Regions from separate parts of the Mus musculus genome. Here region 1 is linked to region 2. A link is a loop called in an ENCODE intact Hi-C map of the cell type or tissue named here. Cell type or tissue: heart. All regions are shown on one strand. Each heading gives the region's core, and the rest is flanking DNA. Links, peaks and the distances in the headings are about the cores only. Region 1 overlaps Myo1e (myosin IE). Region 2 overlaps Gtf2a2 (general transcription factor II A, 2).

Evidence for each region. Peaks named below come from ENCODE experiments on the same cell type or tissue, not always from the same donor. Only the 100,000 strongest peaks of a DNase experiment are listed, where the experiment ranks them.
Region 1: it touches region 2 in a loop (2.2-fold over the local background); 8 of 42 quality-filtered maps call a loop at or near these places.

The regions. Positions count from the first base shown.
Region 1 is chr9:70,382,989-70,393,065 of GRCm38, forward strand. Myo1e (myosin IE) reads left to right here. Exons shown (of 28, transcript NM_181072.3): 26 at 816-1,017. Among named protein-coding and RNA genes, the nearest start is that of Mir5626, 18 kb to the right of the region's middle. In heart, for the core only: no CTCF peak of the experiment used is centred there; a DNase peak (open chromatin) is centred at 4,633.
Region 2 is chr9:70,014,212-70,022,211 of GRCm38, forward strand. Gtf2a2 (general transcription factor II A, 2) reads left to right here. Exons shown (of 5, transcript NM_001039519.2): 2 at 1,081-1,199; 3 at 2,608-2,712; 4 at 5,178-5,304. The coding sequence starts at 1,128. Among named protein-coding and RNA genes, the nearest start is that of Gtf2a2, 5.7 kb to the left of the region's middle. In heart, for the core only: a CTCF peak has its summit at 4,856 (motif pointing right); no DNase peak of the experiment used is centred there.

The DNA of each region.
Region 1 (10,077 bases), core at 1,004-9,003, 370 kb after region 2:
CTACTTTCTCCTCCTGGGGCTGACTACCAAGGTCCAGCCTTCAAAGTATTGAAGTCCAGCAATCAGAAGCCCACTTTGGCTTACGTAATTAACATACCCAATTAAAATTAAACACCTCATCATAATGGGCTTCTTCTTGTATCATTATAAACTGACATTTTCCTATGTGTCACGTCTGTCTCCTCTCTATCCAGAGGCAGGCCTTTGTCCCGTTCCCCTATCTTCTTTCCCTTGTTCCCTTCCTCATCTTCCATCTCCTGTCTTTGTCTCTTATTCCCTGACCTCTGTCCCTCTGGGGCAAATACATCTCCTTTGTGCTGAGAACTTGGTTTGGGGGGGGGGGTCCTAAGCCGATACCGTTCCTTACACTGACACCTAGGAAATGGACGGCCAGCTGTTTGACCCACTGCCCTCTGCCCTCCTGAGTCACCACCTCACAGACCTAAAAACTGCTTTTCCACTCACTGCAAGCCCAGCTTGCTCTGATTGTGGGCTTTGAAATCCAGAGATCTAGAAATCCTATTGCCACGTTCCATGGGCTTGTCTGACATACTCCCTGGGCAGGTGACGATGCTGCTATTACGTTGTTGTCCCCAAGTATAATCTGATTCAACAGTTATACCTCAGTAGTGTTGGGAGGAAAACAGTGTATTCGCTTTCTTACAATATATTACTGGGAGTAATACTTTCAGATGAGGAAACTGGGGACCAAAGGAGCCAACTCATTTGCCTTCTGCAAGTTAATGGAATAAGCATAGAGGAGCTTTTGGCAAAGCTACAGAAACTGACCTTTTTTTCTTCTCTTTCCTCTCTAGGATGCCATCAAAACGGAGTCATACGAAACCAGTTTGTGCCTCCTCCCCATGCCTTTGGAAACCAGAGGTCCAATCAGAAAAGCCTGTACACCTCTATGGCCCGCCCACCCTTGCCAAGGCAACAGTCCACCGGCTCGGATCGATTGTCTCAGACGCCAGAGAGCCTGGATTTCCTCAAGGTCCCGGACCAGGGTGTTGCTGGGTAAGATTTCCCATGTTGTGTGACAAAGCCAGTGAAACGAGTCATGCAGTGGGTTCAGGGGCTCTAAGAGAGTCCGTGCTGAATTCTCAAGTTCAGTTTTCTACCCAAGTTCTGCATTCAGGGACCCATGGCTGAGGGACCAAGTTAAAAGTAGCATGGAGTAGTTCCTCCCCTCGGCTCACCAGCCTCCTGCTCTCCGTCAGCCACAGGAACCTGCTGCTCCGTAATCTCTATGCTGAGGGATAATGGTTGTTTGCTTTCTTCTCTTCTCTTCTCTTCTCTTCTCTTCTCTTCTCTTCTCTTCTCTTCTCTTCTCTTCTCTTCTCTTCTCTTCTCTTCTCTTTTCTTTTCTTATTTGGTTTTTCAAGACAGGGTTTCTCCATGTAGCCCTGTAGACCAGGCTGGCCTCGAACTCAGAAATCCTCCTGCCTCTGCCTCCCAAGTGCTGGGATTAAAGGCATGCGTCGCCACTGCCCGGCTAGGTTGTTTGCTTAGGTTGTTTGCTTTCTTATTTGTGTCCATGCCTGCAGCTGCGTAAATGTAACAAGCCATAGTTTTAGCCAGGTTTAGAATAGGGTACCAGGGTCTGGGAAGAAATGGCTCAGCGGTTAAGAACACGTGATGTCTTTGCAGGCCCTGGGTTCTCTTTCCAGCACCCACATGGGTAAGCTTATGGATTGTTGTACAACAAAACCTTTCCTGAGGAGATGGAACACACATCTACTCACCCCAGATAAGGAACCCCCAATCAAAGTACAAATACTACCAAAGTCTAACTTAGTGAACCAATGAATTCTACTTCAGGGTAACTTAACAGGAATGTGGGGGAAAGATAACCGGAGCAGAAATGACTCAAAGACAGCTGCATCCCCCAGGCCCACCCAACCCAGGGGACAGCCTTCAAAAGCTGGGAAACCTGGAGCACCCTGTGCAGCCTGCAGGTGGCTCAACAGGTTGAGTGTCCTTTCCAGGTGACGCCAATCTAAACCCCTTCGGGGCAGCTGCTCTGGTCTCAGAGCCACCTTCTCAGTTTTTCTCCTCAGAGAGCCTTTGCCACTCAGCTTCACCCGCACACATGCACACAAACACACGCACACTTGCACACAAATAACGATATTTCCAAAAGCACTATAAAAGCATCATATCTTCACGTGATAGGAGAGGTGAGCTTTTAAGTTTATCAGGCTTGAAAGCGTCACAAGAGCCTCTGCCTTTCTAGTAAAGACAGAGCCTGGCTTTTCAGCCTGAAAAAGGAAGGAACCTGGAACTATGGGTAGCTATTCAGAGGACTCCCAGTTAGAAAGGGGAAGTAGACCTGGCCTTTGTGGTCACGGGAATAGGAATTTGAGGTCAGGTGCAAGACCAGTGAGGGAACTCGGTTAGAAGAGCTAGGTAAAAGAAATATCCTAGCCACACAAAAGTGAATGGCCTTAAAAATGCTACCGAGTAGTGTAGTATTCAGGCTCAGAGTGTCTGCTCCCGCTAAGCAGGATTATCAGATGCACAAGCCAAGCCTGAGGGAGAACTGTAACTTAATCTCTATTACCTTACGTTTTCGTTTGCTTTCTGTCGCGGAGATAAAGTACTCTGACCGAGGCAACTTGGGGAGGAAAGGGTTGTGTTTGGCTTACATTCCAGGTCCCAATTCATCACTGAGGCTTAAAATCAAGACAGGAACCCAGAGGCAGGGACCATCGACGATTTATGCTTATTTGTTGGCTCTCTGGCTCACTCAGCTAGTTTTCTCATACAATACAGGCCTGGGCTCTGCCTAGGGATGGAGCCACCCAAAGTGGGTTGGGCTCTTCCACATCAACTATTAATCAAGACTCTCGCTCACAGAGATGACCACAGGCTAATTTGATCAAGGCAACTCTTCAGCTGAGGTTCCCTTCTCATATGACTTTAGGTTGTATCAGATTGACAAGAGAAACCTATCAGGACACTTGAAGCTTACCTTGACTGAGCTTCGATGTCTTTCTATAGGCTGATGCGATACCGTCGTGCTCACAGGCATGTTGTGAGAAGGTGTAATATACTTTATATGCTTAGCATGGTACTTGTATGTAGAAGGCAACTCAGCAGTGGCTCGACCAGGATGATGGTGGTGATGATGATGATAATGTAGCGATGGTGATGATGGTGGTGGTGGTGATAATGGTGATGGCACTGGAAAGGACCACGAGATTATGCTTGACCTAGTGGCATTATAATTATTTATTTATTTGTTTGTTTGCTTTGTGTACATTTGCGTGTATTGAGAAGGGTGGCATATCACACAGTGGTGCACATGCAGCAGAGGACAACTTTCTGAAAAAATCCCCCCCTCCCCACTCCACAGCATGGGTTCCAGGAATCAGATTTGGTAGCAGTCACCTTTACCCACTGGGCCATCTCACAGGCCCCGCCTAGTGACTGTAAGGTGTCTCCCAACGTTCGGATTCCCAAGTTATGGAGCCAATAGTTCCGTGTGCTGAATCCAGCTGAGGACCTGCTTTGGGCCACTTTCTTCCCTCCTCCCATTCCTCACGCCCAGTTCCAGTTTTCCTTTTCTCTGTTGTCTCATAAACACTGGAGAAATTTTCAAGGAAAACCAGGAGAAGAATGTGCAAAATAGACCTATGCTGGGAGAAAGAACAGGGATCCTCCATGGCTCCCCTGAGCTCCTCCCAGGCATCTCCATGGCCCCTCTGTGCTCCTCCATGGCTCCCCTGGGCTCCTCCTGGACACCTTCATGCCCTGTTGTCTTGTTTCTTTTGCCTCGACCACTTTTCCCTAAAGACCACACGGACTTCATATTCTCTCCCAGAGTTCCTATCCCCTATAAAGTCTTACCTTGTCCTCTCTTTGGGCTGCAGACAGGAGGCACTTTAATCTGTATTACACAGGTGGCCATCGGTAGACAACTGATGCTTCCTTCTCTGATGTACATAGCTGTGTTCCGCTAGTTGCCACGGCTCAGTTGAGTTGACTGGCTTAGCTTCTTGCTATGATTCTCAAATCCTGCTGTTCACCAGAATTGCCTGGAGGACTTGCCATCGTCCCCACCCCACCCCCTTAAAATCTGAATATGGCAATGCGTGTGTGTGTGTGTGTGTGTGTGTGTGTACATGTGTCACACATGTGGATTTTAGGTGTCACTTTCTTTCTTACCATCTTACTATTTGAGACATGGTCTCTCATTGAGCCTAGAGCTCACTAATTGGCTGAACACCCTGGCTAGTCAACCTTAGCCGTCCTCCTCTCCCCACTGCCCCAGCTCCCCAGCACTGGGATTGCAGGCACTCGATGCAACATCTAGCTTTTGGTGTGGGTACTGGTTATCTGAACTTAAGTCCTCATGAAGCAAGCTCTCATGTAGTGGGCTCTCCACTGGAGGCCCCAGATGCTATTCAGATGCATGAGCATCCCTGAAATAGTCACAAGGTTATTCTTGGGTCCCGTTTTCTGTTTTCAAGTAGGCAGGGGGATTATAAGCAATCACCACTCCAAGTCTCCTCGCTCTGTCTGCTGGCTTCCTATTTGCTTTGGTTTTGGCAAGCCGTACCATCTTTTCAGCCTGCCTTGCAAGTTGAAGACTTGCATATGGGCCAGGTGGGAGCATCTGTCAGCCAAAATAGGCAATGTAGAAAGGCTGGGTCTTGGGTCTTCACCAAGGCTGCTCCCTTCCAGCCCCAGTTAAGTCTTACCACACCCTTCCCTGCCTTCATTTCCTGAAGCCAAGAACATACGCTGCTGTCATGGAGAGGAGCTGGGAGGAAGAACTGTCCAATAGGCAATATGACTGTCCTGCCTGCTGTATGTATAGCTCTGACATTAGCACTCTAAGGCCAGAAGCTACAAGAATTCTAGTCAGTCTCCTCATTATACACTTAGGCCTGCTTTGTAGACAGTCCTAAAAAAAAAAAAAAAAAAAAAAAAAAAAAAAGGAACTTAGCTGAGCATGGTGGCTCTGCCTATAATCTCAACATTTAGGAGACTGAGGCAGAAGGATTACTTTAAGTTTGAGTTCCAGGCTAGCTTCAGCTAAAGACTGAGACCATGTGTCTAAAGAAAGAAAGAGAAACACAAGGAGGTGGGGAAGGAGGACCTGAAAAGATGGCTAAATGGTTAAGAGCATTGACTGCTCTCACAGAGAACCTGACTTCAGTTCCCAGCACCCATGTGTGTCATAAAATAAATAAATAAATCTTTTTTAAAAAAAGATTTATTTATTATTATACATAAGTACACTGTAGCTGTCTTCAGACACACCAGAAGAGGGCATCAGATTTCATTATGAATGGTTGTGAGCCATTATGTGGTTGCTGGGATTTGAACTCAGGACCTTTGGAAGAAGAGTCAGTGCTCTTAACTGCTGTGCCATCTCTCTAGCCCGGGGTTACCAAAATTTAACAGTTTCTCTTTGCCAAAAGACAAACTGTGTTGAAGTTCAGAGAGAACCACAAATTTCTCCATAAACATGAGGGTTCCTATTGAGTTGAAGGTGCCAAAGACTCACCTTGAATTTACCACACCCGAGAACCAGACCACCACAGCCTCCTCTCTGCTCCTTCACATCTGGCTTTACCTCGTCTTCCTCTCTCCCACCCCTTGGTGGTGTTCTTCCTTACAGACATGTTTCACACAGCTGTTATTTCTGTTGGCCCTTGGACCATGGCTAATATCAAATGGTTTCATTAGCACCTCAGGTTTGCTCAGGAGTCGATCAGCTTCGTTTCCATTTAGTCGGTTGGTTTTGGAGAGAGCAGGAAGTTCACTACATTCATTATCATTCCAACAAAGTCTGTTTGTCTGTCTGCCTCCTCCTTTTCCTCTCTTCCTCCTTTTCTTTTTTCTTTTTTCCATAATATTGGGGATGGAGCCCCAGACCTTACGTGTGCTAAGCAATTGCTTTAACACTGAGCTACATCCTCAATGCCCCCAGCTCCCTCAGCCTTGTTTCGTGGCATCCCTGCACATGATTGCCACCCGTGTCCTCAGCACATCTTCCTTCTCCAAGTGACATCAAGCTAAACAGAGGAAGTCGTGGGTTTTCAGGCCCTTCGTGATGCACTTAGGGTAAAGCTCTACCCTGATTGTTTTTTCCAGTCATGGTAGTGCACACTTTTAATCCCAGCACTCAAAAGGCAGAGGCAGATAGTCTCTGTGAGATTCAGTCCAGTCTGGTCTACAAAGTGAGTTCCAGGGCTATCTAGTGAGACTCTCCCCAGATTCATAGCAACTCTTGATATTCATAGCTTTCCCTCTGGACACTGCAATGTGATCTTACTTATAGCCCTCTGTTGCTGTCTTTAGAAATTCTTTTTTTTAATTATTTATTTTATGTATATGAGTACACTGTCATTCTCTTTGGACACACAAGAAGAGGGCATTGGATCCCATCACAGATGGTTGTGAGCCACCATGTGGTTGCTGGGAATTGAACTCAGAACCTCTGGAAGAGCAGCCAGTGCCCTCAACCGCTGAGCCATCTCTCCAGCCCGTCTGTTTCATGAGAGAGTAACTGTAGGAGCTTTCAAGATGCTCCAGAGGTTAAGCTTAACTAGAAGCAGAGAAACAGAAACACAGGAGCAGGTACTAGGTGGCAAGACTTGCGGCCACGCAGCAGAGGAGAAAGAGGAAGCTGGAAGTGCTGCCTGGGTGTCTCCAGTCAGGAAGGACTCTCCTAATGGAGTCATATTTTCAAAAGGCTTAAAATTTCTAGCAAATGTCCAATAGCAATATTCTCAACCCACAATCTACAGGAGCAGCTGGAACCTGGCCCAGGCCGACTCCAGGTCCTAGGAATTCCTGGCACTCATTCCCATATTTCCAGTAATGGCTATGGTTTCAGCCTTTGGAGCAGAACATGATTTTAAAAGCCAATACAATGAGACTCCATTCTTTTCCTTCTTAGAAATTCAAGACCCAAATTTCACATCTGCAGAACAAAAGCAGTGATGTTCAAAAGCTTGCTCCCCAGCACTCCCTGGCATACCGGCCCTGGAAGGTTCACAGAACATGGTGTATCTGAGCTGGAAGGACTGGGCATGAGTCCGGTTCAGCCGGTGGCTCCTTTCGCTTTTACTCATCAACTATCTCCTTCAGCACGCTTATTGGACAGCTCATGACTGTCACTTAACGTGTGTGCTTTGGTGTCTTCGTATGTATAATGGGGAGAATAAGATGCCAATAACTGAGAACTGGCAAGATGACTCAGCAGGGAAGGCTATTTGTTATCAACTATTAGGACCTATGTCTGATCTCTAAGGACCCTCATGGTAAGAAAGAACAGACCCTCCCTCCCCAAAGGCATCCCCTGACCTCCATATAAGAGCCCTGGTAAGCATTACACACACATCAGCAAGTTAATTAAACTTTTAAAAATTAAAATTAATTAATTAATTAATTAAACTTTTAAAAATGGATAAACCAATTTTGGGTGTGAAAACCTAACACTGGTACAGGGATGAGACATTGATCTCAGTGCCTGCACTCTGGTCTTTTCTAGCCAATAATGTAGGATTCACCCTGCAAGGCAAATTCTCAGCCTGCAACCCGGATGTGCTGTGCATGGCTCCGTGGTCTCTCAGGAAGCATGAATCGCATTCTTCGATACAGTGAGGTTATGCTTGGGTGTGATGCCCTGCCCAAAAGAGAGAGAAGTTAAATAGATTTGTTAGGTTATGGGACAAAAAGCACACTATGCAGTTCGCCTGAACTAAAGCCCATCAGATCCAAACAGGAAAGTTGAGCTTCACTGTACAGAAGTTCCATGAGATGGCTGAGCAGATCAGAGCCCTCCCTGAGAGCCTGAGTTCGAATCCCAGTACCATCCGAAATTCCATTTCCAGAGGATCCTAATGCCTTCTTCTGACCTTCAGAGGCATCAGGCACACACACACACACACACACACACACACACAGTACATAGATACATATGCAGACAAAACACCCATACATATAACATTAAGTATTTTTTTTATTACATATAAAGGCAGCAAATAGATGCCCCAGCAGGTAAATGTGCTTGCTGCAATGCCTGATGACCTGGCTTCGGTTCCCAGGACCGCCATGGAGGAATAAGAAAACCAATCCCAGCAAACTGCCCTCTGACCCTCACAAATGCCTGGGCTGGTATCTCCCTCAAAACACTCACACAGAATGCAAAAATTTTCCATTAAGAAAATTACATGTAATCAGATACCAGATTTGTTTGATAGTGTGTAGTTTTATAGCTACATACTAACATATGTGTCTGCAGAGATACGGCAGGTCCACAGATAAAGTAACTTGGACTGTTGACATATCAGCAGGGTTGCAACTTTATTATGAAACTGACATTCTCGGTGTTGTCTCCATTGTCCCAGTGAAGGCTCTGTCTTTATAACACAGTTCTCAATCCTCGAGTGTGTGTGTGTGTGTGTGTGTGTGTGTGTGTGTGTGTGTTGCTGGGGGTGGGGGGTGGGGTGGATATTAGAAATACAAACAACACAAAATAGCAGAGGGGCCAAAATTACCCAAAATTGCACAGACAGTTCAAAACAAATGGAGGGACAGCCTGCTGGTTTTTTTTTTTATTTGATATCTGGATCCAGATGTATTATGTCCATCTCAGTCTGGCCTTGAGCTCACGGAGATGAGATTGTCCTGCCTCAGCCTCCCCAAGTGCTAGAATTACAGGTGTATGCTGTCGAGCCCGGCTCAGAAAAGCATTTTCCAATTTTCATTTTTATCTTTTCATGTGTAAAGATATTTTGCCTGGAGGTGTGTCTGTGCATCGTGTATGTGCCTAGTGTTCTCAAAAGCCAGAAAAAAAGCAGAACTAGCATTACAGTTGTGAGTCACTATGTGGGTGCTGGGAACCAAATCAGGGTTCTCTGCAGGAACAGCGAGTGCTCTTAACTGCTGAGTCATCTCTCCAGCCTAGGAAAGCATTTTCCATGAGGGTGAATTCAGGAAGGGTCTGGTCTCCTGAGCAGCAGGGAGTAATAAAACTAAACAAAAATGCCTAAATTGCAACAGTTGCCAGTTCCTGGGGTTAAATGGCTTCCTTTTTTGTCAACTTGACACAAGCTAGGGTTATCTGGGAAGACAGACCTCAACTGAGAAATTGCTGCTATCAGATTTTCCTTGGAGGCAAGCCTGTGGAGCATTTCCTTACGGACTGATGTCGGCAGGCAGTATACTCCTAGGTGGGTGGGTCCTGAATTGTATGAGAAAGCCAAGTGAGCGAGCTGGTAAGCAGTATTCTTCCATGGTCTTCGCTTGGGTCTTGCCTTGAGTTCCTGCCCTGACTTCCCTTTGTAATAAAGCACAGCCAGAGCAACTTGCTTCTGTCAGTGTTTCATGGCAGCAACGGGCAGCAAACTAGGATACATAGTAAATATACACACCATAGCCAGGTCAGGCTGAGCCACCAGCATGGCTACTCAGAAAGTGTGTGGGACTGGGGAGGGGGACAGAAGGGGACGGGGTGGGGGATGGGATGGGATGAAGCTTGCTTATTTCGTTTGCTAATTTAATTGTAAGTTGGTAAGATTTGGCTTTTAATGACTGTTTCACAAGTCGTTGACACAGTTCCTGAAAGTCTCTGCCATCCGCTCTGCTGAGGACGGAGCCAGCTCTGCTCAGTGGCCCTTCTGCACTGAGTTGGCAGTCACTCTGGCTGGGAGTGGTACCTAAACGACCTCATTAATCAATTTCTGGCAGTGTGTTGAAAGCCATTAGTTCTCCATATTTATTACACAGGATCGCCACCTAGTGACACTAGAGATCGGCTGGGTTCTGGAGGCTTGGGGGCTCTTTCTAGCCTAGCCTGGGTAATGGCAGTTGTGTTGTGACTGGCTGTGCTCTGTGATGCTTCCAGGTCCCTAGACTGCTAAACCCAGGCGTCAGTCAGCTCTTCATCTGCATAGATTCCTTACTGCACACTGAATTCAAGTATAGACCCTGTCTTAAAACCGTAATGAACAATAAAAGAGAGGCAGGTGTTTGAGCAGTTCCCCTGCTTCTTGGGACACGTTCAGCAGCTCCCAGCATACAAGGCCTGGGCCTTTCCAAGGTTCAACTATGCAT
Region 2 (8,000 bases), core at 1-8,000:
GTTTGGTGGTTGTTGTTGTTATATTTATTTATTTTTATTTTATGTGCATTTGTGTTTTGCCTGCATGTATGTCTGTGTGAGGTGTCAGATCCCCTGAAACTGAAGTTACAGATGGTTTCTAACTGCCGTTTGGGTTCTTGGAATCAAACCTGGGTCCTCTGGAAGAGCTGCCAGTGCTCTTAACTGTTGAGCCACCTCTCCAGCCTCACCAAGTCTTATCTGATAATGATTGTTTGAATAGATCTCCCCCTGTCCATCTCTGGACTATAAGTACTACAAGGTCAATAAACATGTGTTACGTCTGTATTCCTCTAACCCTTTTCAGGTCCCATAAGCTGGATTTTCTGCCTTTCTTGCCAGAAGTGTTTCAAGGGCTTTTCATTGCCTTCAGATCTCTTGTGGGGCAAACTCATCTTGTCCTCTGCTTTAGCCTCACCTGCCGCTCTTTCCTGCTAGATTTCCACAAACCTTACACTTTGACACTTCTGTGGCTTTTCTTACCCTCCTCTCACCTTTACCCATTCTAAAGTGGCTTTCCTTTGAAGACTGGGAAGCTTTTCTAAGCCAACTCAGTCCTTAAGCAGCCTTTATCATACAATGAGTTATTTCTTTTTGCACAAAATTTAACCTTTTTATGTGTCCATTACCCTTTGTAGACAGATTTTAGGACCTGTTCATCTTTACCCATTTTGTCTCTGTTTCCTGTCATAGCACCATTCTTTTGGCAAAAACTCTAATGGAATTTTAAGAAAACAGAAAAATAAAGGTCCCAAGAGCAGATATCACGTCACTATGTGAGAGCAGGTAGAATGTATGCTATGTGGAAATTTTTAAACTAAGGGAAAACCTGTGGATAAAATAAAGATGCACATTTTAATGACTATGTCAGCATACTGAATTAAAAAGATAAATACCATACTGGTATTAAAATCAGAGAAATCAACACTTTGAACTTAGAAGATAATTAATGTAGTAATTTGTAATTGAGTTCTCATAGTTCCGTGTTAGAATACATGAAGTGATAGATTACTATATATAATTTACATTGTTACAAGTTGGTCTTTTATATTAAATTTGTAGGACATCAATGCAAGCCTGAAGAAAAAGTAATTGCTTCCTTTTAAGCCATGGCCTATCAGTTATACAGAAATACAACTTTGGGGAACAGTCTTCAAGAGAGCCTTGATGAGCTCATACAGGTGCGGCCAAGCATTAAACATGATCTGTGTACATCTGCAAAATGTCTTGTTAAAAAAATTTTAAATTAATGGTTTTCCCTTCTGATGTTAAATGATGAACTATAGAAATGATCCCTGAAAGTAATCTCATCTTAAATTTAAAGGAAAGGCAAATTATATCACTTTAAAAGTAATTCTGTCCAATATTATAAAATTCTTTGAGATTTGAGTTAGAATTTTGAATTTCTATTTCTATTTTAGAAGAATTAATCTTACTCAAATCATACAACTAAGAAAGTGCTAAGTATTTCTTTTTATGTTCTGTTGGAGTCTGGAGGGAAATGTGGGAGTGAGGTTGCTTTGTTTTTTTTGAGACAGAGTCCAGGCTGTCATTGAATGGTCTGTAGTTAAGAATGGCCTAGAAGGGCTAAAGAGATGACTCAGCAGTTAAGGGTACTGACTGCTCTTCTAGAGGTCCTGAGTTCAATTCAAAGCAACTATACGATGGCTCACAACCATCTGTAATGGGATCTGATTGCCTCTTCTAGGTATGTATAAAGACAAATCACTCAATACATAAAAATTAATTTGGTGGGGGCGGGGATGGGAGAGAGTTCAAGACAAGGTTTCTCTGTGTAGCCCTGGCTGTCCTGGAACTCACCCTGTAGACCAGGCTGGCCTTGAACTCGGAAATCTGCCTGCCTCTGCCTCCCAAGTGCTGGGATTAAAGGCGTACGCCACTACTGCCTGGCTAAAATTAATAAATATTAATGAAAGGGGGGCGGGGAGAGAGAGAAAGAAAGAATGAGAGCGAATGAGAGAGAGAATATTATAGCCTAGAACGTCTGGCCTTCCTGCTGCCACCACCTGCTGGGATTACAGCTGTGCATCACCATGCCTGGCCCCATCTGCTCTGGTGTTATTATATAGACTTTGGTATGGTTTGATTTTGTTCTTTATATATAGGTCTTAAATGTTTTATTAAGAAAAGAAACTTAGCTGGGCAGTGGTGGTGCACAGCTTTAATCTTAGCACTCAGGAGGCAGAACAGGCAGATCTCTATGAGTTCAAGGCAAGCCTGGTTTATAGAATGAATGCTAAAACATCAAGATTATACAGAAAACCCCTGTCTTGAAACAAAACAAAACAAAAAGAAAAAACCTGGCTTCCCATTTGTTGATTATTTTGTTCAGCCACCAAAGGACTAGCAAGTCTTTTCTGGCTTTGCAAACTCACCACAGGTTTCCTTTTCCCGTCAAGATATGGTGTAGTTCTTTCCAGGCTTTGCTTTACCATCCCAGGAGAATAAGGGTTTCCACTGTACAAGTTCTGATTAACTTATGTTAATTTTTAGACTGCAGTCAGTATACTTTATTTGTCTTAATGTTCTTCCCTTAGCGAATTTTATGTTCTTCATTTTTGTTCTCAGTCTCAACAGATCACCCCCCAGCTTGCGCTTCAAGTTCTACTTCAGTTTGATAAAGCTATAAATTCAGCATTGGCTCAGAGAGTCAGGAACAGAGTCAATTTCAGGGTAAGGATGTCTTCCTGCATCTGGAAGTCTGTACTGCTAACTCTGAGAGCGTACGTGGACTTAACTCACCATAGCAAGATTTGGTTAGTCTGGTTTGGGAACTTGTTCTATAATCGTTGTGCTAAGTTCATCCATTCCATGTGTTTCAGAATTGCTTTTAGATTTTAATTTTATTGTTTCACAAATCTTCCTATATATGTTTGGCTTTTTTCCCCTGGAGAATTACTGAGATTTCAAAGGCCTGAAAGTATTAGCTGCAAGATGGAAGGTAAGTGATGAGTCATTCTTAAGTTCAGTTATATGTTTCACACGCTGTCCTTCAGGAAAGGTTGGCTATCTGTAGAGTCTCTGTGTTGCCTCCCATCTACCCTTAGATAGCTTGTCTTATAAAGTCTGTTCTGGTAGCTGGCTGTCTTTTGGATTATCTCTGCTTTGAACAAAATACCATCCTCACTATTATGGTGGTTTATAGTTAAGAACTCATGGCAAATGTGGCAAAACAGTTTACCATGTGAAGTCGCTACAGAAACATTTTGTTGTTACTCTGTTATATTTCTCTAATATCTTACACTGTGTTACAAGGCGCAACCCTACTATAGAAATAAACTTAAAACATATGAAGGCCAATACAGGAAAAGAGTTACTTTACATTTAAGAAAACCTCAGTGTTGAGGCAAGAATATTTTCTTGATAAAGTACAAAGGAATTTTTTTTAAGTATTTAAGTGCCTATTAGGTTGTTTTAGGTACTGAAAATGCAAAGGTAAACTAGATGAGGTCTCTATTTGACTTATATTTTACTCAAGAGATTAAAATATGTGTTTATGTTATTATAAATGTCTTATCAGTTTTACATACTTACAAACTACGTGCATAAATAGTCAAATAAAAAGGTATCAGCCAGGCATAAATGCACAGACCTCTAATCATAGGACTGGGGAGGCAGAGGCAGTTGGGTCTCTGCCTCTGCCTCTCTGCCTCTATGGCCAACCTGGTCTACAGACCGAGTTCTTGGATAGCCAGGGCTCAAAGAAGTGGGGCGGGGGGGGGGGGGGGGTCATGTCTCTAATAGTATAAAATTTGACAAGTGGATGGCTAGAAATGGAGAGACTTTAAAAGGCACATCTAACGGAACTTGACAGCTATGGATATGATAAAATGGAGAGAAAAATTTGGTAATTTTCTAGTTTCTGGCTAAAGTGACACCACAGAGTCACAGAAAAAAACTGATATAGAAATAGAGTTAAAGAATAGGCAACAGTGATACTTCTGAGCCAGTGATAGGATTTGGCTTAATGTTTAAAAAGAAAAAAAAAATCTCTGCTCTTTTATAAGTTTAGAAAATAAACATACAATGAAATATGGAATCTTAAATATTAAATGGAGCCAGGTACATGTGTTTAATTCTAGCACTCTGGAAGCAGATCTCTTTGAGTTGGAAGCCAGTCTGGTCTATATACTGAATTCCAGGACAGTCGAAAACTACATAGTAAAACCCTATCTCAAAAAAGTCGCTGGGCAGTGGTGCACACCTTTAATCCCAGCACTTGGGAGGCAGAGGCAGGCAGATTTCTGAGTTCGAGGCCAGCCTGGTCTACAGAGTGAGTTCCAGGACAGCCAGGGCTACACAGAGAAACCCTGTCTCAAAAAACAAAACAAAACAAACAAACAAAAAAAAAAAACAGAAAGAAAAAAAAAGTCAAAAGTGAGAGCTGTAGAGAAAGTTTAGTAGCTAAGAACACTTATTGCTCTTGCAGAAAATCTGGGTTTGGTTCCCAGCACCTATGTCAGGTGGTCACAACTACCCGTGACTCCAGTTCCAGGGGATTAGAGTCCCCCCTCTACCCCCCCTGGCTGTTAGAGGCATCTGTACAAATGTAGTACATATAAACTCAGGTAAGCATGCACCAAACACATAGACATGTGCAGATGTGTGTGTGTGTATATAAATAAATATATATATATTTAATTCTAATCAAATGGGCAGAATGTAATGATGCACACCTTTAATCCTAACACTTGGGAGAAAGAAGTAGACAGTTTCCAGGACAATAGTGAGTTCCAGGTTAGCCAGGGCTGTGTAGAGAGATCCTTTCTCAGAAGAGAGAACTCAAATGGAATTTTCATAATTTATCCACAAGAGGGCAGTAGACACACAAATTCAAGCTTTCATACACCTTTTCATCTCAGGTAAGTAATTTGTACATTGTTTTAGAGTACTAAAAATAGTCAGCTAGCTAAAATGTTTTTAAACTCTTCCCTAAGCTGACTTATCCAGGTTTTCTCTTGCTTGTTTCTAAGTAGATGAAATTAAGTAAGTAATTAAATAAATTAAGCTAAGCACTAAGCACACTGCTTTTAGCGGCTATATATACTTGGTAGCTGAGCATTCTTGAGTTGCTTTGAAATAAAGCATGAGGGGAAACAATGGCTTCTCATGGCATTTCTCAATGTTTTGTTTTAAAGGGCTCTCTAAATACATACAGATTCTGCGATAATGTTTGGACTTTTGTATTGAATGATGTTGAATTCAGAGAGGTGACAGAACTTATTAAAGTGGATAAAGTGAAAATTGTAGCCTGTGATGGTAAAAGTAAGTGCTCACCTAACTACTGTGAAAGCAGAACTTGTCCAAGTACCTTTTTCTTCTCTTTCTTATCTTGATCTGTCTGAAAACCTTAAGGGAAAGTGGCCAGGAGATCAACCCTCAGATTAAAAACCTAGCTTCAGGATTCTATATGTGTCCTCTCAACTGACCTTTCATCTGTAGCTCAGGTGACACACAGACACTTAACACAGATTAAATTCATGTGCAAAGAGCATAAGCTTTCCTCAGCTTCCTTCTGTTGAGTTGCTTACTTGGAGCAGTCATTAGGCTTCTCGCTGCCACCTTTCTCTTTAAGGAAGTAGTAGTTTTTTTACCATTTATCTTAAAATTTCTGTGTTGCTTGTTAATCCTACACTTTTATACATAAGAAGTTAATTATTTTAAAGCTGATTTAAACTAATCATGAGTCTGGCAGTTATAATGGGAGATACTCATTCCTCTGATTTGCACATTCTAATCAGGAGAATTTTCCACATCAGACTTTGAAGATTTTTCAGGTCCTTGCATTGTTAGAGTGGCACACCTCTGCTTCATGCTCCACGACTGCTTATTTCCTTGTGTGTATTGTTAAATAGGACCGAAGGCCTTCTACTTGCTGTCTTTGTGCTCTAATACCTAGTCAGGCCCCAGCCCATGTTTGATTGTGTATTTAATTTATAACTCAAGCAGTTTGTTTTTAAAGAACCAGTTCCTGGAGTATAAAAGACTGTCCGACTACAAGAAGGGAAGGCAAAGAGAAATGTAGAAAGTAATGTCCCCATTTCTTGTGGATTTTGTTTGGTTTGGTTTTGGTTTTTGAGACAGGATTTCTGTAGCCCTGACTGGCCTGGAACTCACTATGTAAACCAGGCTGTCTTCAGACTTAGAGATTCTCCTGCCTCTGCTTCCTAAGTGCTGGAATTAAAGGCATGTGCCACCCTGCCTAGTTATAGTTTAGATTTCTAAAGAAATACTTAATCACTGAAGAGATGTAGAGAATACAGAAAAATTCCATTTATGACCCATCTCTACAGGTAAGTGTTCACCTTCACAAGTAAAACGATTTTCAAGTATTAGGAATGTATTTTTATGGTAACACATCTGTACACAGAGATATATTTACACATACATTATTTTTCACATAGATTATTCTTTTTAATCTAATTTCTGATATCTACATAAAATTTTCAGCCTTTTTTATTGATTGATTTTGATTTTGATTTTGATTTTTCAAGACTGAGTTCCTCAATGTAGCCCTGGCTGTCCAGGAACTCACTCTGTAGACCAGGCTGGCCTCGAACTCAGAAATCTGCCTGCCTCTGCCTCCCAAGTGCTGGGATATGGAAAGATGTGCTATCACATCTGTTCAGGCCTTTTTTAAAAAGTTCTTCTAGATGACAAAAAGTCTAGGAAATTAGCACCGCTAGTACTGACTGACTCATCAGAGATCTAGCTAGGACTCCTCAGCAGTCGTAGTCCTAGAGACTTCTTTTTGTGGCCAGCATATACTGACTTACGATCTTTTATTTTTGCTAGGAACAATGAACATTTAGATAGATCACCTTTTTTATTTTCCATTTCTACAAAGGTGATACTGTTTCCTGCACTATAAGATAACATTTCTATATTTGAAGTAATTTATATTTTCATACATTTTCTCTTGTAATTTAAGCTAATAACATCCTTTTAACCCTTAGGCTTTTAAGTGTTTATTAGCCCATAGAATTAGTGCAATAAATGAATTGATATAAATGGGCCAGGTGGTACAGAACTATAATTTGCTTTATTTGGGAAGCTGAAATGAAGATAACATCTTCAAGGTTTGCCTAAGTTGTAGAGTGAGTTCAAGGCCAGCCTGAGCAACTTAAAAGAAATCCTGTCTGAAAGAGTAAAGAGAGGGCTGGAGATAGCACATTGATAGAGGGCTCAGAATATATGAGGTGTTAGGTTCAATCCTTAGCCCTGAGGGAAGGAGCAGGTGATGAGCACCAGTACTATTGAGGAGAATTGCTGTAATGATGAAAATGTTCTGTCTGTCTACAGTCCTTAGTAGTCACATGACCCTCAAACACTTAAAATGTGGGGAGGGCAACTAAAAACTTTCATCCTATTTCATTTCATTAACTAATTTGAATTAATTTAAATTTTAAACAGCTACATGTTGCTAACTGGTAGCTACTGTACTGAGCAGGAAAGATGTGCATAGTAGAGGGTCAGATTCTGTCATTTGAACCAAACAACAAAAGCCTCTGAGCAGTCTTGATAACAGCAGACTAAGTGGGTAGGTTTGTTAACTGCCAGGAGCTTCTGCTGGGTGCCTCTTTGGTGCTGTTCTTGTTTAAAGATACAAGACTATATTCCAACCTCAGACAATAAGAAGTAGCAAATTACCCGTGTCAGCTTCAGTTGGTGCTCACTGGAGAGCTGCCCTCATTTAAAGAAAACCATGTAATTGATCCTCAACCAAGATTTAAATGCTTAAGAAATGGTTGTGGTGAATTCTGTTTCTTTCTATATCCATAGGAAAAGATGAAATCATAGTCATGGATAAAATACAATTTGGCCTTCAAAACTAAGTTCAGCTCATTAAAATTCCATTTTTCTAAAAATTGGTGTCCTAAAATTAAGCTGTGTTTCTACTAAAGTAGCAGAGGAAAGGACAGCAGTAGCCAGAGCCAGAAGGTTTCTGTATTTCCAAGCAG